Regions from separate parts of the Mus musculus genome. Here all the other regions are linked to region 1. Evidence: chromatin loops called from intact Hi-C (ENCODE). Cell type or tissue: heart. All regions are shown on one strand. Each heading gives the region's core, and the rest is flanking DNA. Links, peaks and the distances in the headings are about the cores only.

Region 1 (7,649 bases), core at 1,260-5,259:
GGGGAACCCCTCTCCTGTTGGCCCGAGACACGGCAGCTCCACGCTCCAGCAGCAGCTCGCAGATCTCCACCTTTCCTCTCCCAGCAGCGGCCGTCAGGGCTAGACAGGGACGGAAGAGGGGACTGTCAGTAGGGCCTCGAGTGCCTTATCACCTCCAGTGCTTGTGCCCTTGCCCTTTTAATCAGGGTGGGTTCTGTGATCGCCGGGATCCATTGAGCACAGCGGCAGTACACTAATGTCAAGCCCTGGGTCTCTGGAAATGGGCAGTTTGCACTGCGCTGGAAGCCAGCCCCTAAGTTGTGAGGAAGACTGAAGATCTCTGGGGTGAGACCCACGAGGACCAAGCTGAGGCCACCTGGACTTGACAGCCTAGTGGACAGCCAGCACTGTTGGGCCAGCCATGTGTCAGCTGTCCTAGGTAGGCCTCCAACTCAAGTCAAGCTATACCAGCTAGAGCCATGAGGGCAAAGACACCTTAGCAGGCCGTACCATGCTCTGTTTAAACCACAGATTCACTAAGTATATCACTGGCAGACTAGTGCTATACTGAAAGCTGGCCTCTTAGCCTTAAGTGCAAGTCCACTCAGTGAAATGCAATTATCGAGGGGCTGGAGATATGCCCCCCAGTTCAGTTCCCAGCACATACATTAAGCTGCTCACCAACTACCTGTAACTCCAGCTCCAGAGGACCTAACACCCTTCCCTGGCCTCCAGAGCCCCCTCATTCCTGTGGTATGCACATATAAAAACATAAACAAAAATCAAAAGCTTTTTCAAATAAAAAAAATTACTGAGACAATCAAAAGCACCCATCATTCCTGCTTTGCCGGAATGTAAAACTTTTTCTTAAAAAAAAATTTTTTTTTTTTAAATTATAGTGAGTTCACTGTCACTCCCCTCAGACACACCAGAAGAGGACATCAGATCCCATCACAGATGGTTGTGAGCCACCATGTGGTTGCTGGGATTTGAACTCAGGACCTCTGGAAGAGCAGTCAGTGCTCTTAACCACTGAGTCATCTCTCTAGCCCATAAAACCTCTTTTAACAAGTTAAAATCCCATATCATAAGAGAAAAAAATAAGGTGCGGGGTGGATGCCTCTTGGGTGTGGTGTGGAGTGCAGCTCCAGCGGGAAAGAGTGCTCACGTGACTGTCAGTGCCTCCCCTCCCCTCACCTCCATCCTGGCTTTTGCCTTGTCACGTGTCCAAGAAAAGACAATAGCAGGTGCCAGTGACAACCCTTGCCCTTTTAATCAGGGTGGGTTCTGTGATCGCTGGGATCCATTGAGCACAGCGGCAGTACACTAATGTCAAGCCCTGTAGGGCAGCATGGCTCTGAGCCGCACAGGATAGATGCTCCCTAGAAGGGAGTGACCTGCTGCCAGGAGGAGGAAGCAGCTTAAGCCTGTGGTGCCATTCCCGTGCCTCCTTGGAAGACTGTTTTTAAATATATCCTTAATTTCCAGCTTCCAGAAGACAGCAGTATCCCCACGATCGGGGGGTGGGGCGGTTGGGGAAGAGGTGGACTTCTCAGCTACAAATGGGAAACAGCAGAAACAAACCCTTCACAAAAGCAAGGCGGTGCCCGTGATCATATGAAAGTGCCCGGCCTCCTCAGCAGCCGATGCAACTGAGAGATGCACGAGGGGTCACCCACTCCTCACTGGTGGGAATGACGGCAGGAGACAGCAGTTGGGAGTCAGATCGGGTGAATGCACACTTGTGTGGCAGTGTTCCTCACGAGGCCTCAAGCCGGACACTACCCACACTGCTGTCAGTAGTGGGAGACGCCAGCGAACAATGTTATCATAGGGTGGGAAATTCACACATCTATGAAAATACATGCCCCACACCTAAACACAACTTGACAACACAACAGACCCATCTTACATGCTTGACTCAGTGAGTAAAAGCCCACACTGCAAGAGCAGTCTGGAGAAGGGACCTTGAACGCTCCTTTTGGAGAGAGTGGGACCCAAGATCTGCCTCCTCATCAGAGCTAGGGATATGGTGACGAGAACCTCGGACACCTGTGATCAAGGAGGCTGCTTCCCATACACTTGCATGCGTGGACCTGTCTCTCCAGGCCCCTCCCACACAGCTGCCTGATGCCTGCTCCTCCTGGGGCCTTCTATAAATACTATGCCACCAGGGTTGGCTCCTAAACCTCTGCCCATAACTACTCCAGCTTCCCTTATACATGGCCCTGGTGACTGAGGTTAACCATGACACAGACAGATGGACTAACGACAGACAGGCAGACAGAAGACAGAGACACAGACACTGCAGACCAGACAGCTGGTTCTGAGAGTGCTAATATCACCCGAGTCCCATCCCAGCCTTGTGCAGGGAGTAAGGAGCAAGGCAGGAGCCGTGGGACGGAGCAGATTACCAGGAAGACTCATCTCGGGGGCCTAGCATCTAAAGCCCAGGAAGACAGCAGGAACAGGCAGCCCCTCTTTCCAGAAAGACAAGCCGGTTCTCATGGTATTTCTGGTCCCAAGCCCCTGAGCATGAATGTGGACCCTACAGTCGGCACTGTCCATCTTTCAGTAGCTTCCCCTCTCGCTGGGGAGGTGAGGGGCATTCTGCTGGCCTGGTCCCACCAGACCACTCTCGCTCAGTGTGAGTTCCTCCTCACTCAGTGACAACACCTTCTTCTCTCTCAGGAAGTAGGTCAGCACACCTCTCCAGGAAAACGTGTTCAAGGGACTCTGTTCTAACTGACCTCAAGTCTCTTGATTTTGCAGCGGACAGCACAGAAGGAGCAAGTCAGGGGACCGGAGGAGGCAGCAGATTGAAAGCTGACACCAGCCTTTTCAGGCCTGACCATGAGGACGCATAGGCTGACATCTGCTGGCTGTCAACGTGTTCCACAAACAAAGCACAGCACACCCTAAGGGCACTGTTTCGGCATCAGTGGTAGAACGCTGCTCCAGGAAGTAGCACTGGACCCTTTCCGCTCTCCAAGGAAGTGGTAGAGCTAGCCTCAGTCCCTGTAAGAAGCCAGGCAGGAACTACAGGCTCTAGCACAAGTATACGGCACCCACACCTGCCTCTGGCAGAAAGAGAAGCTATACTGAGATGCTCAGATGTCCTAAGAAGCGCTGAGTATGGACGAGCTGCTCCGCTTTATGTGGGAAGCTGATGTCCCTGTGGGAACCCTCCCTTGATAGACATCTCCTCTGTTTAGGGAGGATCAGGTATGGATTCACTGGAGAACCTCACACGTGTGGCCTCGCCCATGTTACCTGTCTCTGTCTCACAGCCTATGCAGAGGCTGAGTCCGAAGCTTGGGCCTGTGCAGTCCCTGTGAGCCATGCTCATTTCTCTGTCATGTGCACCTCTGCCTCAAGGAGAGCAACACTGGTGTGCATGGCTCCAGCTGACGTGCCTTTCATTACAAAAGTCTGTCCCTCCCCTAGGGGTTCTGAAGGATATAAAAATTGTTTTGTTTTCTTCTCCTATAATATACGTTATCTCAACTGATCTTGCAGGAGCCCTCAAGTGGGCCATAAAAGACCTGGGTGCCAGCTGCTGCTCTGGAACTCTCCTCCACTCAGGGACTCTCCTCCTCTTTCCATGGCTGGACCCAAGCAGGAGGAGAAAGAAATCAGGGGTGCACACATGTGTCTGCACACCGAGACCTAGGAGTCCCCGGAAAGAGACAAGTCCGGTCTTGCATTTGAGACTGGATGGTCCACCTACTCAACACTCCCCCCTCTCATTTAGTGAAGGGGCTTCACCACTGAGAAACGGGGTGCCTTTAAGTCGGAATCTGGAATCTCTGCTGCAGCTGCTGCTGAAGTCTTGACAGTAACACATCAGACAGCCCTGCGCTAAAAATAGGATTCGTGTGTTTCACCAGCCAGCAGAGAAGCCGGACGTTGGAGCAGCTGACAAGCTGACAAGCGTGCCCGCCCTGCCAGGCCTGGCGACGGGGTCAGATTCCCACCTTCTTCTTTCTCCACAGCCAGATTTGATTTGCTGTGTGCTTGTTAGTGCAGACCTGCTGTGGGGGGGGGGGGGGCGATTAAGAACCTGTCAGCGCAGGTCCACTCTGCTCAGCCTCAAACCAGATCAGGTTCTATACAGGAATTCCTAAGGAGACACTGCTGATGACAGACACTGGAGCACTGGCTTCCTCTTCTACCCAGAGTGAGTATTTTTAGCTCCATCACCAAACTCCCCAGGCGAGGATGCATCTCAAGTTTCCACAGAGGTGAGGATTTCAGGATACCACATTCCCATATTCGGAAGCATGGAGGGCTACAACAAACAAACTCAAAACAAGCTATGCTCAGGAATTCCAACCATCCTGCTGAGAAAGCCAACCTTGGCCCCAGCTCTAATGAGGGTCAGTGAACTTGGCTTCATCAGACAAAAAAGGAGTGGGGGCAGGGGTGGGGTGTGAAAGGCAGGACCAGGGTGGGAAAGAGGACATTGCTGCTTTGTGTTTGGCCAATAAAACACAAGGACACGTGAAAGGAAAGGCCCCAGTCCCTGTGAACACGAGGCACTGAAGCCAGGCACAAGTGCTTTTACTTGGCAATCGCTTAACAAGATATCATCTGTGTGATTGAATTAAAAAAAAAACAAAAAAAACAAAAAAAAAAAACCAAAAGCAAGCACATCCCCTCCCTATCCTGACAATCCTGAGTGATTTCACCTTGGCAGCGCTGTCTTCTGAGCACGAGCAGATTCGTCCCGGCAGATGTTCATTTTAGGAAAAACCTAACTGACACTTAGCCATCCGAGCTCACTGAAAACATCACGGAGAAACACTCCTTGGCACCATAAAATGGATCATTTGGCAGAATCCTTTACATATTGAAGTTCTCCGGGCAAAGATTTGATTTTAAAAAAAGAAACAACTCTCAACTGTCAGCTTGCTGGGAACACAGTCATCTCATCACAGACAAGGCTGTTTATGAAGTGTTCTAACAGAGCTGTCACTCAAGCACACACAGGGTGGGCCCCTGCAGTGGTCCAGGGCTTGCGGATGAGAACCAGGGATGCTGCCCCGAGGGTAAGAACCAGGGATGCTGCCCCGAGGGTGAGAACCAGGGATGCTGCCCTGAGGGTGAGAACCAGGGATGCTGCCCCGAGGGTGAGAACCAGGGATGCTGCCCTGAGGGTGAGAACCAGGGATGCTGCCCTGAGGGTGAGAACCAGGGATGCACCTTACTTGCTTCTCAGACCTGACGTGGAGGCTTGGAGGGAAGGTGATAGAGACCACTCCTCCAAGCCAGATAACTACCTTTTACATATTACCTATGGAAAATGCCAACTGCCCTTCATGAACACCCCTGAGCTCTTAAGCAAGAGCCTGCACCTGCTGCTATACACACTTCCTCTGGCCATGAGGTCATCGTCAGCAGAACAGCCCAGTTTTGTTTAGATGTGTGTGTTTGTTTGTGCAATTTATTTCCATGTTATGTCGGCTTTTCCCATTTATATATATATAAAAAGGAAGGCAGCAGTTAGAAGTAAACAGTGGGGGCGGGGTCTCAGAAAGGCCACCTCATTGTGGCCGGGTTAGAAGCCAGTAGATTAGGAGAATTTGTTTTGTGATCTAGGGCAAGAGGTAGAACTTTGTGTAGCTCAGTTCCTTTAACCTCACGCAAGTGTACTAGACAGCGGTCTCCTATGTGCTCCTTGAGGTTAAATAGAACCTACCCTGTGGTATTCTGCAGTGCTCAGCGGCTGACAGATGTTCAAGAGCTGTTACATGCAGCTAGACTTATGATAAGTTATTACTACTACTAAGATATTAAGTAATATAACAAATGTCATCCCTCCAGCCCCACATACACAACTCCTGGGGGTGCACGTGCTAGCTAGTCTTATCTGTTCCCAGAAAAGCTCACCAGCTTGCCTGGGACCACGAAGTTAGAGAGTGGATGCCACCTGAGTTCCTGGCTCCTTCACTGCTGCCTCTAGGAGGTCTCTTCTAAAGACACTGAATTCACAAACAACGACATGTGGATGTCTTTAGAAGGAAAAGACCAGAACAAGATCCTGTGCCCCCCAAAGGGCTACCAAGCTCTCCCACAGACAGTATGAACAGCGTGCAATGGCTGTGTTCCCTTCTCACTCTGGCCATGGGGCTCCTGAGACCAGAACAGCAGAACATCTTACGAGCACATCAGTACCAATGTGTTGCACGCACATCTGGATCTGAGTCCTGCCCCACTTTTGACCCTATTCTGATATTATTTCAACTATGCCTTGGGAGCATCGGGAACATAACATCCTAAGGCACAGATGACATTATTCCTATCTCATAAACACCTTGCTCCTCTAACACCTGAACGAAGACCACAGCTCTGAACAGCTGTCACTCCCAAAGCACGCTGAGAGTGTTCACACTTCGGATAGATTCAGCTATCTGCCAAGACACCAAAGGCGTGCCTAAGGTCACCGAGGCCATGAAAACAAGTATCATGGTCTGTCTTTCTCTCCCTGATATCTCAGCACAAGATGAGGTGGACAGAGTCCTGTGGAGGGCATCACAGTGGGTGTCCGAGGAAAGGCAGGAAGGCATGTCACATTTCTAGGTCAGTGTTTCACATTCTCAACAGACCCCAGAGAGTACTGGACACATGCCTTTTCTCTAGTCTCTCACCTGGTCATGTGCTATGGGGGGAACAAAGAAAGGGTGAGTGTCCCAAATCCTCAAAGCCAAACTGTGAAACTCTTCAAAAATGCCTGCTTAACTATGCTCCAAGTTTTCAACTTAGAACATTGCTAGTTATGAAAACACCCATATACTCTGGAAAACTCACAAGTTTGAAAAATTTTTTGGTCCCAAGCATTTTAAGTAAATACACACACTTATGTGTGTATTTAAAAAACCTGAATGTGTTTTTTTGTATCCATGAAACCATTTCATACACAACTCCTGGGGGGCACGTGCTAGCTAGTCTTATCTGTTCCCAGAAAAGCTCACCAGCTTGCCTGGGACCACGAAGTAAGAGAGTGGAAAGATGGCTCAGTGGTTAAGAACACTGACTGCTCTCCAGAGGTCCTGAGTTCAATTTCCAGCAACCACATGGTGGCTCACAACCATCTGTAGTAGGATCTGATGCACTTTTCTGGTGTGTCTGAAGAGAACAACAGTGTATTCACATAAAATAAATAAATAAGTCTTAAACAAAACAAAACAAAACAAAACAAAACAAAACCAAACCCTGAATGTCGTAAGGACCAAATTGAACACAGCAAGGTTAAAATATAAATTCTTACTAAAAGCTCTCCAATCTACCTAAAGACCAAAGATAAAATAAAAATGAACAAGCAGTCATTAGTAAATAATAAGGCACTCTACTCCGTTCTTTGAGGCCTGAGGTAGCCATGGGTAAACCTAGACTTCCATGGCGCCCTAAACCTTAGATATTAGTTCAAAAGCCACAGAACAGAAAGGAAAATGAGTCCACAGAGTCAGGAGGGACACTTAAATTACAAAGGATGAAATGCTTTCTCAGCTCTGTGACCTTGTGTGCAGGTAGGTATACGCATCCAGCCTACCCTACAACTGGAGGCCTGGAGAACACAGCACCCCTCTGACAGGGCGATACTTTGGACAGAGGTGGCCACATTCTGCCCAGGAAGAGCCAACAGTGAGTAGGACTAGGAAGCTTGTGCC
Region 2 (7,649 bases), core at 1,697-5,696, 300 kb after region 1:
AGTGAGAAGTTCCAGAATTTTGAAATGCACATGTAGCCATATAAATACCAACCAGGACATGAGAGGTCTTTTTCACAACCCCCAAAAGTTACGCTGTATCCCTTGACAAATTAGCATGCCTGTTCTTATTTTTGTGTACAGTGTCCTTTTAAATCTGGCTGCTTTCTGTGCAACATAAATTACTTTCTTTTTTGTTGTCTGTTTCATTGTAGGGATGGTTACAGTTTGTCTTTCATCCTGCTGATGGCTATTTGAATTATTTCTACTTTAGAGCTGTTAAGAATAAGGCTGTTATTAGACACTGCTCAGAGGAGAAGGGGAAGGGGGTGATGGTCGGGTGAAAGTGGACCCCTCAGCTCCTCCCTGCTGCCATGTGCCATGGGCTGTGCTGTCCAGCTGTAGAGTTACTGGTACTGTACAATAACTCTAACGTGGCTTGTGTGTGGCAACCGTGGAACTGCAGTGGGAACCTCTGAATGCTGGAACGCCAGGGTCTTGGGATGTCTGTCAAGGAAAGCTTCAGGCATGGCCCTGGGTGGTTCGGGTTCCTTCTGGAAAGGTGTTGAGTTGTCAGGCTTGGCTGGCCCATCCTCACTCTGTTGTGTGGTCTGGGCAGCCAATTATCCAGCATCTGAACTTGGACTATCCAGTCCACTGCAACTCAGGCTTTCGAGAGGCCTGACAGTGAGAATATTTGAACGGTGCCAAAGGGCAGCAAAGAATGCGGTGTGTTACGAATGAACGGCTGCCCTGGGATTCGAGGTATTGAGGTCGGCGATACAAAGGACTAAGGAAAGCATGTGTGTGTGTGTGTGTGTGTGTGTGTGTGCGCGCGCGCACGCACATAACTCTGTATGCAGCAAAAGGAGCGAGCTGAGGTTCCCTAAAGCTCAAGAGAGAATGAATGGGGTAGAAAGAACCGTGCAGCAGGAGAACTGCCAGAGGGGCCCCTTGGGCTGAGGAAGTTGTTTAATGTGCAACTGGCAAAGGGCAGAGAGCAGCCTCTGGAAGTACTTACAGGACAGTGCTAGCATTGAACTTGACGCCACCAGCCTCCTGTGGGCTGTGTGCTCTGGGCTCCTAACGACTAACACAGGCACTGGAAGCTGGGGTTTGTCTCACTTGAAAGGCTTTGGTGTTTACCCCGAGGTTCTGGTCCCAAAGCACCAATTTTACAAAGCCACGCAATGAGAGGCAAGGCTGTTTCTTCAAACCCCCATGCTTCTTCACCCAGCCTTAAATAACGCCAACAGTGGGAACCATAAAGGTCTACCCCTTTTAGCCTTCTGTCTTCTTCTGGCATTAATATTCAATAAAAGCAGTGGATAAAAAAAATTCCTAAGTCCTCCCCTCCCCCCAGACATAGAGTGAATAGCAGGGCATTTTATAAGTTATTGATCAAATTCTAGTTCAGGAGAGAAAGCTAAATGTGTGGGACTGCAGAAAGAGACACTTTGCTGCTGTGTGACCTTAGACCGGTCACTGCCCCTTTCTGAAGCCCGGTCTACTGGAATAACAAGGTCTACTGTTTCTGTTCACTCTCAGTCTTAAGTAAGTCAACAAAAACGTCCTTACAGAATCCCACTCAGTACCTAATAGTTCCCACTGTTAGTCTTTCCTTTTGTCTTAGCTTTCCTTCCCGTGGGAAGTGGCTTGCCTCATAGGGCTCAAAGGAGAAACTGTATGAGCGATGGTTTATAAATGTGAAGTCCTGCTGCAGAGGTTGCTGTTGTAAAGCAGGCTATTCTGTTTTCATCACAGTTGTTAGTCACTCCTCTGTGTTCCAGACATTCTGGAGAGTCTATGCACAAAATGAACGGCAAGTTACTTGGGTCCCAAAAGCCCTTTGGAGGAGAGAGTGATACAACGTAGCAGGCTTCTGGCCTTTAAGACATTAAGTTGTGAAGAAAGGAACCCATTTATATTATGTTACTTTTGAGATAGGGCATCACTGTGTCACCATGGCTGGAATTAAAGTCATGACCCTCCTGCCTCAGCCTCCTGAATGCTGGGACTATGGTCATGTACTGCCATGCCTAGCTTCCCAGAGTTTTGACTGGGAGAAAAAGTCCTTGTTAACTGCTCTACTGCGCAAGGGAATCTGAAGAACTATCTCCAATATTCAGCTTGAAAACAGATTGGGACGAACACACACACACACACACACACACACACACACACGAGTTAAATACTCTTGTCAAAGCTATGAAAACCTGCTGGGTGGTGATGGTGTATGCCTTTGATCCAAGCACTTGGGAGGCATAGGCAGGGGTAATCTCTGAGTTTAAGGCCAGCCAGGTCTACAGATCAAGTTCAGAGACAGCCAGGGTTATAAAAGAAAAACAAAACAAAACAAAACAAAACAAACAAACCTAAAACTCAGGGACTCAGCGATTCTTAGCACTTGAGCATCATCTCTTACATTGTTTGCCCTGGAAATGCTCTCTGAATCTGTAACCATAGCAGGATATTGCAATGGAAGGCTCAGCTCCGTGTTGAGCTGCGATAGGCATAATATTTCAAAGTTAGGCCGTGGACACCATCTATGGAACAAAAATGGACTTCCAGATTTTGCCCTCTTTTCCATGGAAAGACATATTTATCCTCTCTGTATGTACATAGGACATACATGTACATTGCCAAGGATATAGGGATGCGGGGCCATGACCTCAGGCCATGTAAAGCATTCTTAGGTACTGTGAGTTGTGACAAAGATTCCCATGGAGGAAGCTCTAAAAAAACCCCACAAAACCCCATCAGAGAAGATAAATCAGTTACACGCAATCATATACCATTTCCTGTTGCTATGAGAAAACATCTGAGACCTTGTAACTTAAAAAGTGTAGCGGTGGGTATAGTTCGTGACTCTGGAATCCATGACCACGTGTGTGGGTCAGAACACAGCAGAGAACCGAAGGGCAATCTGTGTAAGAGATGGAACACGGGGTGTGGGTACACTTTATCACAACTTTCTCACTCAAACGTACACTCAGTCCCTCAGGAAAGGCTGTAATTCTCCTCTAACTATTGCATCAAAGCCTTCACCTTCTGAGACACCCACAGTAGCAGCCAAATTTCCAACAGGAGTTTCAGAATGGACAAACCATATCGAAACGTAGCATCAACCCATCAGCAAGAAGAGTGGGGAGCACCTCTTGGCTTTTGTTTTGTTTTTGTTTTGAAGTGCAGTTTCAAGTAGTCCAGGCTGGCCTTGAACTCTCACTGAGGTCATCAAGCTGGCAGTGGGGATCATGGAGAAGTTGACAGCTCCTTTTCCCCCACCACAAACCTCCCCAGGAGCCACCTTAGCCCTCAGAGTTTAGGGTTTTACTTGGGACCCAGCATTTAAAACCTGACCAAGTGTTTGTTTGTGTTCTAAGAAACAGTTTCTCCCTGAGGACCTTCAACTACACAGATAAGCATCGTCCTGCCTGAGGTTTTTGGCAATGCCGCCCTGCTAGTGGTCATTAGGAAGTGCGTGGGAGTCTGTTTTGATTGTCACAATGGTTGGTGGGGAGGAGGATGAGGCGAGACTTTATAGAGCAAAGGTCTGGGATGCTAAGCATCCTAGAATTCCCAGAATTGTCCTGCATGAAATTGGACCAGCTCCACCCCCGTGGAGCTACACCCTCAGAAGCCAGGCCTTGGAAAGAATGGGGGCTGGCCGAAGTATAAGCACATTTTAACTGTGTTCCCTTTGTGCTTACCCACTGTGTCCGTGACACCGAGATTGAAATTCCTGCGCTGACCTATAAAACTCTTCCTGATGCTCAGGCCTCCAAGCTGCATCGATGCTGTGAAGCCAGGCAGGAGCTCATGGACTGATTGCAGCCTGGAGCCTTAGAAGAGCTGGCCAGGCTTAAACCTGCTGGGGTCGGGGCACTGAACTCCAGGATTGGCTAGGCTGAGAAAACCTGGCAGGGTCTGATTATGTTTGACGGAATCACCTCTGTTTTTGGTCTTGGAAGTCTCTGAATGAACTAGCTCACACAAGGTAGTTGTCATGTGACTGATTTAAGATCCTGAGATGCATGGATACCTGATTATGCAGGTCGGCCAAGGTTAGCCACAGAGATTCTTATTACAGGGATGGCAAGAGCCAGAGTCCAGAAAAGGACATTCATGGTCAGAAGCTGAAGTCAGAGAGGTTTGTTTTGATGATGATGATGTGTGTGTGTGTGAGTGAGAGAGAGAGAGAGAATGTGTGTGTGTGTGTGTGTGTGTGTGTGTGTCTGTGTGTCTGTGTGTGGTACTAAGAATGTTCTAGAAGTACACACCTGGTTTGAGGTGTAGTAGAAGTCTTCCTTCTCAGGAGGCCTGGCAGGTCTCGGCATGTTACCTGAGGAATCTTGTTTTGTTTTTTGTTTTTGTTTGTTTGTTTTTGTTTTACTAGACAGGGTTTCTCTGTGTAGCCCTGGCTGTCCTGGAACTCACTCTGTAGACCAGGCTGGCCTCCAACTCAAAAATCCGCCTGCCTCTGTCTCTCAAGTGCTGGGATTAAAGGCGTGAGCCACCACCGCCCGACCTGAGGAATGTTGTAGCCACAGCAAACTAAATTTGAAGTTTCCAAGGAGACAGTGAAGGAGGCCCAGAAATTTTCTTCATCTGCTCTCAGCAACCTGCAGCCATGGCCCAGGACTTCATGATAGAAATGAGTGCGTGCAGGAAAAGAATCCAAAGGAGCGACAGGAGTTCTGCATCATTCCTGGTTTTCTCAGGTAGTGAGTGTGGCCCCTTTGGGTGGAAAATTAGATGCCACTTCAGGTGCATTCACCGGAGGCTTTCAAGGGTTTCTCTCACCTTACCAACACCTGCATGATCCAATGCCATCTCAGATCTTGCAAAAGTAAAAACTGGACTAGCAAAGTAAAAACTAGAGAAAATTAAAAGGGTGAAATTGATAACCAACACCTCTTTCACTGGGGCAGATCACAGCATCCACAGGTCAGGGACTCCGACGGCCATTTCAATATTACCTGAGAAGTTCTACTACAGGCCCCACAGTCTCTTGTCTTCCCGCAGAACATACATAAATATTTAGCTGCAAACTTCAGGACAGAATAAAGCCAGACCTCCAATTTATTTGAAAGGAAAATTTTATAGCAGATACTTAGGTCGTTAAAGAGAAAAAGCAGCTGAACTGGTTGTAAAACTGAAGATTAACTAAGAGTCAACATGAATTCTCTCAGATCCTGGGTAGGAAAACCAGTCATCACTCAGAATTAGATCTGTGGAGCGGGGGGGACCAGCTCCCTGAAAAGCTCTGTTTTCTCTCAGGAATACTTAGCTTGGCATAAGGAAAATGAAAACAAATTAAAACAAAACAAAACAAAACTCATTTCTGGCTTCATTTTCTCTGGAGAGTTAAAAAAGACACTTGTGTTGAATGCAGGTTTTCTCTGCAACCTCATTCTGGCTGTCAAGTGAGAAAGCCCAGTGTAGGCTCTCCAGCAGCTCCGGTCTGTCCACACGTCTCTGAAAACAAGACCTCCCATACACAGCTAGTCTCCTTTCGTCAGATGAACGTTTGGAAAGAAATTTTACTTATAGTATGTCCTACAGGAAATGGTGGGGTACACGTGGTACCCCCTACTTTTGCTGCAGTTGGATGTGAAAGGGCTAATGTGTGTTTCCCAGCACATTTTACAAAACTTTAGTACATTAAGAAGACCTGGCTACTAAGGTCGAATTCTACCATGCCTAGATAGTTCTTCTGAGATCCATGCAAAATGGAGGACTCTCATTTGCAGTGGGAGTTCCTCCTCTCCTTCTGATCTGGGGAGCCCGGTCCCAATCTCCTACTTAAGCAATGTCACCTAGTCCTTGGCAAACCTGAAAGTTCAACTTCCTCTATCCTGGTAAGAACCCACCCGCCCGGCATCACCTGGGATTTCTGGAATGCCTCTCCATACGAGGCATTGACAGTTCTTTAAATTCCAGCCAGTGATTTTGTTTGCCCTGAAAACTCCTCCCTACTCACCAAAGTTTATATATAACCCTTTTCCACCCTCCAAAAAGTATCTGCACGCAAGCTGTTTCACTGAAGATGGTCTAAGAAAGTTGTTTGATTGAGTATCGCCTAAGAGAGCTAAAATCCTTGGTGAAGACGCCCATCCCCAACTCCGCCTCATCCTTGCAGCGTGGTGTGCAATGGCGGCATCTGGACAACCCTGAGGGAGGAAACATAGGACTCAGAACCACAGCTGGTCCCCAAACTTGTTCCAGAAAGAAGCACAAACTCAGTGTAAGCAAGACTATCAGGCTATGAGACCATCTGTAAATGGAATACTTCATGCTGCATACCCACTACTGAAAGGTTCTGTGACTTCACACAAAACTTCGGTATCGGACTGACCAATCCTCACCTCGTCCTCTGACCACTGCATTCTGTGTGACCTTAGCAACAAATTGTGCCCTCCTCGTTCCATACGGCCATGCATCTCTATCTCGATAGCGCAAGGCCACCACGCAGAGTCCATCTCTAGGACTCTCAAACCAGTCTTTTTACACCATGCCCAGCTCTGTGCCAGATCTTAGATCCTGCTCTCCCTCCCAACCCTGCAGCCTCTGTTGTTTTTCATCTGTCAGTGTTCACTGTGTCTCGGGTTATCCAGGAAGCCAGTGTTAGGTTAAATGCCCTACATGAGAAGAAGTTCTGTGCCCTCGTCCCTCAGGAAGTGAGAAAGCAAGTGAGGGTGTCCACTTTCTTGTTGCTGCGTGCGGTATCACAGTGTTTTTAAAAGTGGGGGCAGGGAGGTAGAAGAGGGAGAATATGATAGGCTTTAATTTATTTTATTTTGGGGTGCCCGACCTATTCTATACCCCATGTGTGGGTTTGGATTGTTCTTTGGGTAACTAGAATCTTCCCAACTCCCAGTTTCTTTCTCATGTATTCTAGGCTGTCCTTGAACTTGCTATGAAGCCAAGGGTGACCTTGAACTTTTGACCCTCCTTCCTCCACCTCCCAAGTGCTAGGATTACAGGCATGTCCCACCATACCCAGTTTATGTGGTGCTGGGAACAGAGCCCAGGGTTTTGTTCCTGAGAGTCAGCAAGCACACACGGAAGTTACATCACCAGCTTCAGAAATGTTCGTTTACAGCATCCTACAGTCTCTTCTTCACACTCCCCATCTCCTCTTAGCACCCCCCACTCCCCTCCCCCCACTCTAACCCCACCCCACCCCCACCCCTCCTCCAGCCAGGCAAAGCCCAGCACTGGCTTAGCTGTGTTCTAAATCCACCTGAGGTATGTGTGCTCACTGTTTGGTATAAAGTACAGCCTTTCTCAACCCCTTCAGCCCTGCAGGCTCCCCTGAGGCCTCTGGTGACACCCTGTAAGCCTTGGTCACTTTGTTACTGCCTCCCCACCCCCATGGTGGTGCTTGGATTTTTAGGCCCGATCTCTCAGCTTATTTCCATTTCTTCGGAGGCCTGTGGGGAATTCTGAAACTCTTTTTGGGGGGGGGGGGGATTTGAACTCTTAAGGCCTCCCTCAAACTCTGAGAGCCTCAAGGGAAGAGATTGGCCCAGGCGTGCTTGCTGTAGGACTGACCCACTGCGGTTGCTGTTATCCGAATGCAGGCCCCGAAGGAGCATTGGCCCCTGGGTGGGGGCATTGGTCATGAGTGGCACTGGTCACTGTTCTCT
Region 3 (7,649 bases), core at 1,697-5,696, 61 kb after region 1:
GGCTGCAGGCAGCCCCCGAGTTGTCAGCAGTAAGGGGGGCGGGGGGTGTGTCTACAGTTTGACCTTCACGGGCCACAAGGAACCCTCTCACGAGGTGGCTATAGTGCTCCGGCTGCCATGCATCGGGCCGTTACATTGCCAGGTAGTGTGCTTCTTACCTATAATTCCACTGTCCTTGCTTTCCAGGGTGGAACTGGGGCTGCTAATGGTCTCGCAGGGACTTTTGCTGGCTGCCGTCTTGCTGACACAGCTATTCAAGGTCGAGCAGGGGCTGTCGGTGCTGGGAGAGGCAGTGCTGCTTGTGAGTGTGGAACAAGGGCTGATGCCTTGACTCAGGGCTGTGCACTGCAAGGGGAAGGGAGGGAGGGAGGGAGAGAGGGAGGGAGGGGTTAACACGGCTTACACAGTATGTGTGCTTCAACACATGTTTTTGTTTTGGACGCCAAAATGATGAAACTTAAACACAAGACAAACGGAGACATTTTTTTTTAACTTCTGTAGCTAAATAGGGACAGACACGATTTTCCAAAATGCTTAAAAGAGATGTGTCTTTCTTTGTTCTGGTTGCCTCCTTTGAGGTTTCAACTAAAAGGGCAGTCTTAGCAATGCTTCAGTGGGAACACAAATTCATAAAACAGAGATGGCCAACAGGCAGACTTCCTTTCATTTAAAGCCTCAAGAAGACAAATGGGTTATTTGACCTCTGTGCGGGGAAACCTGGGGACCATGTTTCTATAATGTTTCACAAGCACGGCAGCCTGACTTTATTCCTCAAGATTTATAAGCTGTGTGTTCAGGAAAGGAGACTGGTGACCACTGCAGTCTCCATCAACGCCCTCCCCCGCCACCCTCCGCCCCAGCCATGCCTCCTCACAGAGACCCTGGGTGGAGGGAGGCAGAAGTCCCAACTCCTTGCACTGCTACTTGCACATTCACAGGTGGCGGGAGCCTGGTGGCTGGGTTCCCTGAGACGGAGTGCGTCTCCCTGAAGGGTGAGACATTTGATTCTCTCCCATTTTGTCTCTACCTCATCTCCTATCAATATTCTCTTCACCCCACTGACTTCCCCCTCACCCCCCATCCCAACAGCTGAGAGAGCACAGAAAACCACAGACCAAAGCAGTTCGTGAGAGTAACGGTGCTCTCAAGACAGAAGTACCCTTATTACAAGACGACATGTAGCTGATATTCTCTGGGCCATGGCTGTAAGGTTAATATGGACATTTTCTTAAGTTCTGATCCCTTCTGTTTGTCCTTAACAATTTCCACCACTATCCCCAGCTGAGACCCAGAAACTAACTGTTGTATTAAATTTCAAAACACAAGTGCCCAGAACTCATTTGACCAAACAGTAATGAGAGCCCCACTCTCCCACACGTGCCGGTAGGGTGCATGCTGAGCATGTAGGAAATGCAGCTTCTTCCTCTGGCATTACCATGGCTTCATTTTTGTCTTCAATGGTTATGTGTGTGGCGCTCGGGATCCCCTCTCCCAGTAGAAATCCCAGCCTTGTCAACAGTTCTTGAGCTGCTGGAGAGCAGCTCGGTTCATTATCAGCCTTCGCTTCTGGAACAAAGAAAGACAACAGTGAAGATTCCCGAATGGGGAGTTCTGGCTTCCGCATCTGGACGAGCCGGCACTCCAGCTGCCTGTCTGACGCTCTTATGCCCCCTTATAAGATGCACCAAGTTTGACGATGCTGCCCGTCCTCCAGCAGCAGAACGCTCTAATTAAGAGGCTGTGAAAGGTTGAGAAAAACAATCACAGAGAAACTCCAAATGCAAAAGGGGAAATATTTGATCTGAAAAAAGGAATATTTTCCATGTCATTATCTGATAGCATTCCAATTCCTACATCACGTGAAAAGGATACCACAGAGAAGGGTTTCTGCTTCACCTTATCCTCAGAGAGCACTCTGTCCAGTGCCACAGGAGGCCAGCATTAAAACCCAAACCGCATGCTGCAAAGACCCAGGTGCAGGAGGACGTGGGTGGCAAACTTGCTGGACATACACTCCAGAGCAGTGAGACTCAAAGCCCACTTCCCACTCAGGTGCCAATCTAAGACTCCACCTGAATCAGAGACAGTGAAAACAGTCACGGACAGGACCTAATGTACTGCTGTTCATGCCACACGCCAAAGGTTCTGGGTACACTGCACATAAAGGTGGGATGATCCAAGGCCGCTCATCTGGATTTCTGTACTAAAGAGAGCGTTCACGTTGAAAGTTACTTACATGCCCAGCTAGAGACTAATCTTGAACCCCAAACCCAAGGGCACTTAGATTTTGTCAACTATGGCTGACAAATAACTATTTTCAACATTATTCTAACTCCTCTGTCACAACTTAAAGCACCCACTGGGGTGCGATGAAACACAGAAGCTAGCCATGCTTCCTGAAGCTGGAACTTAAGCACAATTTGTGAGTCTCGAGACAATTAAGCCAGGTTCTGTTTGCTCTTAGGCTTGTCAAAACACCGAGACCTACACATGCTTGAACCTCTTTTGCCAACACATGCTTGAACCTCTTTTGCCAACATGTGGAAACCAACAATGAGCGAGGAGACTGAGGGTGGATAACAGCCATGCTGTGAGCTAACATCACCACCGCCATGCTCAGCTCTAACGGCATCTGCAAAGTGCAAGTGGGCAAAACCTTTGTGAAAACCGTATGGATGACGGTCCTCGGTTACACAGCAGTTTTGCCATGCCGTGTACCCAGAACGGCAGCTGTGAGACAGACAAGGCTGGTGACATCTTCATAATACAAAAGACACACACCACTTGCTCGCTCTGGAAAACCTCCCTGTTCAGGGCATGAAGCCTGTTTGCAAGATCTTTTTCAGTCACTCTAGAACAACAGTGGTGAGGCCGCTCTGTGTCTAGAGCCCTGATGTTTCCAGATCATTTGGGTTAAACTCATTATATCCATGGGCCCACTCCAACACAGGCGAAGGGAAACACCGCAGGGCAGGTGAACCACACCCCTACCAAAACCCTAGAAAAAGTCCCTTCCTACTAGAGACTTCAAACCACAAATTCTTAAGGGAGATGGCACTTGGGAAAGGAGGGGGGAAACCAAATCAAATCAACACAACCCAGACACACCCAAAGGCTGAGTCGGGAAAACAGGTTCTATAGGTTCCTCCCCACCCCCCACTCCCACACACAACCTTCATCCTGCAAACCTCACCCTTCTGCATGCAGTGTGCTTCGGGGCTCAGACAGCTCCTTATCTCAGGTGGCAAGATGACTGGGGGGCAGGGATGAGATGAAGATGGAGAGAGAAATGAGTGGGTGAGGGGACAGACCTCAGCAGCTTCTCTACTCCACACCCCGCCCCTCTCTTTCCAAAACAGTCTCCACACGGCTGTGCCACTGGGACTGTGTTCCAGCCCCAGAAAGTCTAGCTTCTGGTTCAACCTGAAACACTCTGGGGAAAGAGCCAGAAACTCCACCCTGTTGGCAGCTGGTCTAGAGGCCAAAAGCAGCTGTACATGCATGCTTGGCTGCTACAAAATTTACCCTGTTGACAAACATAGCCTATGGCTCACTTGGGACTCGTTTGAAAGTTCTAGATCCTGTGCAGGATCCGTACACGGAAGAGGGGCATTACTGTTCCTTGTCACTGCTACCTCTATACTGAACCTGCAGGTAGAAACCCCAAGTTTTCATGCGAGCGAGCGAGCGAGAGAGAGAGATCTACAAGAATCTAAAAACAACCAGTTGGCCAGGCATGGCAGTAAAGGCCTATAGCACTTAGGCTGAAGAAAAGGGACTGTTGTTATAGGATTGAGACCAGCCTAGGCTACATAGGAAATGCAGGACAGCAAGGGCTACACAGGAAGACATTTGTCTCAAAAAAAAAAAAAAATGAACCCCTGCCAAACAAAACTTCTCCTTCAGTCTCCATGTTCAGATGAGCTGGAAAACTGCGGAACTCCAGGCTTAATGGCTGAGTTAAAAAGACACATCACAATTCATGATGAACTAACTGTTCCCTGTTCGGCCTCGGTGTGGCGATTACCAAAGCTCTAAAACCCCACTATGGTTGAAGATGAAGAGACACACATTCTTTATTTCATTTTACATCCATAAACATCACCAAAATTTCATTTCTTCCAAAGGCTTCCCAACTGTTCTATTTATTTCTTTGAAGGGGTGCGGTGGGGGACACTAATTTTTCTAAACTTCATCTGAGCGACCGACTCCTTAGAAGGTCCCCTTCAGACTGACCCCCTTAGTGCTCACCAAGCCGTTCATCTCTCTGGCCTAGCTCACGGCATCTTCTTTACCCCTCTGGCAGAGTTACCCCACCCCCACCCCGAGTGAAGAATAACAGTGCAGGCTGGGAGAGCAGAGGCGTCTGGAAGCCCACCCAGGGCTGCTCCACTATGTTGCTAAGGTGAGGATTTTTCTTGAAGCTGCTTTGTGCTTCAGAATGATCAAACTACACTCCACTGGGCATCTCAGAACAAACAGGCTGTCCTCATCTTACAGCAAATATCAATTTCTTCATCAATCATGGGGATACTTTGCCCAATATCTGTGGAATAAGGACCAGAAAGGGGAAGTACCTAATTTCAGCTCACGTGTCCCAGATTTATGATGCACGGATGCAGAACTGAGAGAACTGGCCTCAGGTAACCCCGCTGAGCAAATGGACAGTGATGCTCTCATCAATAGCATCCTCATAGGATCCTCAGGATGGAGCCACTGTGGGAAGTTAGCCCATGCGGAGGAGAGTGAGAAGGAAGTCCATGGATCTCTTTCACACACAGAGTGCTATGCATTGGAAGCAAACATCAAAGAACAACCTCTACGCTGACTCTCTGTCACAGCCACCACCACCACTGCAAATCTTGGGTGTCCTTCGCAGTCCTTTTCCTTCCTTCTCTGCCATCTCGGGAGCCAGATAATTCCCCCGTACCAAGGCTATCAGACACCTCTTCTGGGATGACCCTCTCTCAGAACTTCAATCTCCTGACTAATGATGCGGCCATACCCACTTCCTGTAGGTTGTGAACCTCAAACCCAGCAACACGTGAGAAATACCTTCCGAACCACAGGATGGTTAGTGCCCCGCCAGCTTCTCCAGCCAGGCTGAACTTCTTCGCTAGCGTTTGAGTTTTGTTCCCCACATTCACATGTATTTTCAAATCTGCTTGTATTTCTCTTTCCCGGAAATGTAATTGGTTATCATTTTCATGGTCCAGATAGTGTCTTCTAAACTCACTATTCCAGGAAAAAAAAAAATCTGCTTTACTGCGCACACCAAACGTTCTCACTTAGACCCACACTTACAAGTTCCCTTCCCAGATAATCTCCCCCACTCCTTAAAGCAGACACTGTTAGATGCCTGCTGGGACTGGAGCCTCATCACTAACGGGATCTTCTCCCTCTGTCTTTTGGTTCACCCAGCTAAGGTTCTGTTCTGTCAGCCTTGGGTGTCTCTTTAAGAACCAACTCCTTGTCTCGGTTGAGTCCTGGTGTTGTCTTTCCGGCCTCTGTTGCATTGATTTCTGTTATTCCTTCCTGTGTACTGGGTTTGGGTTTGCTCTGTTCCTGCATCCCAGACTTTTGAGGTCCGTTATTAAGTTGCATATGTAAGCCCTCTGTGATGTGGGGCTCCTCCACGGTCCCTGAAGCTCATCTATGAGAAGCAAGCCTCTCCCTCATCTTTGTTCTCTACGGCGCACTGGTTACCGTGAACAACTCTTGGCCATTCACTAGCTATGTGGCCTTGAACAGCTGAAGCGCACAAAGATCCTAGGATATATCTGTTGATCAACTGTGTTGGATGAGGTGGGCCCTGGACCAGACATCAGGCCCTTTGTCCTTATCTCGGGCGCTTCTACTCATGGCCTACATCTTGCTTAACTTGTTGTCTCTATGACTGCTGCTACAAACATGTCAACTTCTTTGTTTTTTCTTTTTGTTTGTTTGTTTGTTTGCTTGCTTGCTTTGGTTCTGAGACAGAGTTTCTCTGTGTAGCCCTGGCTGTCCTAGAACTTACTCTGTAGACCAAGCTGGCCTCGAACTCAAGAGATCTGCCTGTCTCCTGAGTGCTGGGACTAAAGGTGTGTGCCACCATGCCTGGGTTATACTTTTAACTTCTTTCTGGTTAATTCTGGGCCACCACAATTCCCTCCTTATCTCCCAAAACCAGTATTTTGCTAACAGATTATCTATGTGCTAATTCGCTGTTTCTAAGCCATAACATTAAAGTACACCTACATACACGGTAGCTTTAAGTTCTTCAACTCGTTTACCTCTGTATTTCCCTCTCCTTTACCCCTCATTCAGCCTGCTGAGACATGTTTCTGGCTCTCTCAGTGCTGGGGACTGAGCACAGAAGCAAGGACTCACAGTTCTGAGCTACAGCAGTCAGCCTTGGGATGCAGTCTTGTAGAACTAGAACCTCAGAAACAGAGGACCCTTTTAGTGTGGCTATTCTCTTACCCCTCACTGATGCCTGACAAATAGCGATTTCTTAAAGGTAAATTCCAGCGCAGACTTTAATGTGTACCAATTAACTTTCTGTACTCTGGTCCTGTAAAATCCAATGATCTGTTTTATGGGTTTTGTTCTGTTTTGTGCTGGAGAATCAACCCAAGGCACCGTGCATACTAAACGGGCTGGCACTCTACCAGAGAGCTACCCCCAGCCTGATCCTGCTTTAAAAGGATCATTTAGCCATGCGAGATTTTGTAACATCGTGGATTGGGTCAACTGGGAAAATGCTGGTTTTGCAAATCTTAAAAATGTTGGCACATTTTATTACACAATACCAAACCATCGTAATCATTAATATTACATGAGTCTTAACTGAAAAATCCTGAGATGCTACCAAGCTCAATGTGACAAACGCCAAGTTCCTCCCCAAAAAAGTAACTTTCATTTAAAAGGTCGAGCTTCAGCATGGTGACTAATCCGTGAGGTGTCTCTCTGTTGTCACGCTTGTTTCTTTAATTGAAGCGACAGGCTCATTTCCTGCTCATTTCACCCCTTTGGAATAAAGTGTGCGATAAATGCTCAACTGTGAACGACCACAGTTTGCCAATCATTATTTCAAATAAATGTTATGTTTCGTTTGAAAAGCTGCTAGTCTGGCTTGCAATTCAAATGGTGGCAGAACGCTGTACCTGAAGACAGCTATCAGAGAGCGCGGGCGGGGGAAATGCGTTGTGCAGACCTCCTACTGCACCATCCAGAATACTAAAGAGAGAGGTACTCAAGGGTCGGGATTTAATAACACTAATTATTTTCAGTGTCTTATCGGGGGAATGCTTGAGTGACTGTTCAGTCCTGTGGCAAGCAGGCAGCACTGAAGGCTATCAGTACGCTCAAGAGGCAGTACCCTGCTCTGACAATTGGTGCTGAAGTTCTACTGAGGAACAGTTGTAACTGTTACAGAGAGTTCCCAGCGTCACTGTTCTAGTTTTCTTGCTGTTGCTGTGACACAATACCAGCCAAAGTAACTCAGTGGAGGGAAGGGTTTATGCTATCTTTCAGGTTACATCAACCACTGAGAGACGGAAGCCAGAATGGGAACTCAAAGCAGAAAAGACAGGGAACACTACTCACTTGCTCCTGCTTAGCTACCTTTCTTACTTACAGCCCAGGACTACCTGCGTAGGGATGGATGC

Evidence for each region. A loop is a pair of places that touch in the nucleus more often than their neighbours do. Peaks named below come from ENCODE experiments on the same cell type or tissue, not always from the same donor. Only the 100,000 strongest peaks of a DNase experiment are listed, where the experiment ranks them.
Region 2: a loop joins it to region 1, with 2.7 times the contacts of the local background. A loop is called at or near these places in 1 of 42 quality-filtered maps.
Region 3: a loop joins it to region 1, with 2.0 times the contacts of the local background. A loop is called at or near these places in 1 of 42 quality-filtered maps.

The regions. Positions count from the first base shown.
Region 1 is chr2:59,825,586-59,833,234 of GRCm38, reverse strand. Tanc1 (tetratricopeptide repeat, ankyrin repeat and coiled-coil containing 1) reads right to left here. Exons shown (of 27, transcript NM_198294.3): 20 at 1-99. Among named protein-coding and RNA genes, the nearest start is that of Wdsub1, 53 kb to the left of the region's middle. RefSeq lists an enhancer at 3,874-4,462. In heart, for the core only: a CTCF peak has its summit at 2,864 (motif pointing left); DNase peaks (open chromatin) are centred at 2,094, 2,834, 3,874 and 4,304; H3K4me3 peaks cover 1,007 bases; H3K27ac peaks cover 4,000 bases.
Region 2 is chr2:59,523,023-59,530,671 of GRCm38, reverse strand. No RefSeq gene overlaps it. Among named protein-coding and RNA genes, the nearest start is that of Gm39831, 15 kb to the right of the region's middle. In heart, for the core only: no CTCF peak of the experiment used is centred there; a DNase peak (open chromatin) is centred at 3,581; H3K27ac peaks cover 440 bases.
Region 3 is chr2:59,765,049-59,772,697 of GRCm38, reverse strand. It overlaps Tanc1 (tetratricopeptide repeat, ankyrin repeat and coiled-coil containing 1), which reads right to left. Exons shown (of 27, transcript NM_198294.3): 6 at 1,436-1,566; 7 at 159-345. Among named protein-coding and RNA genes, the nearest start is that of Wdsub1, 110 kb to the left of the region's middle. In heart, for the core only: no CTCF peak of the experiment used is centred there; a DNase peak (open chromatin) is centred at 3,437; H3K27ac peaks cover 1,977 bases.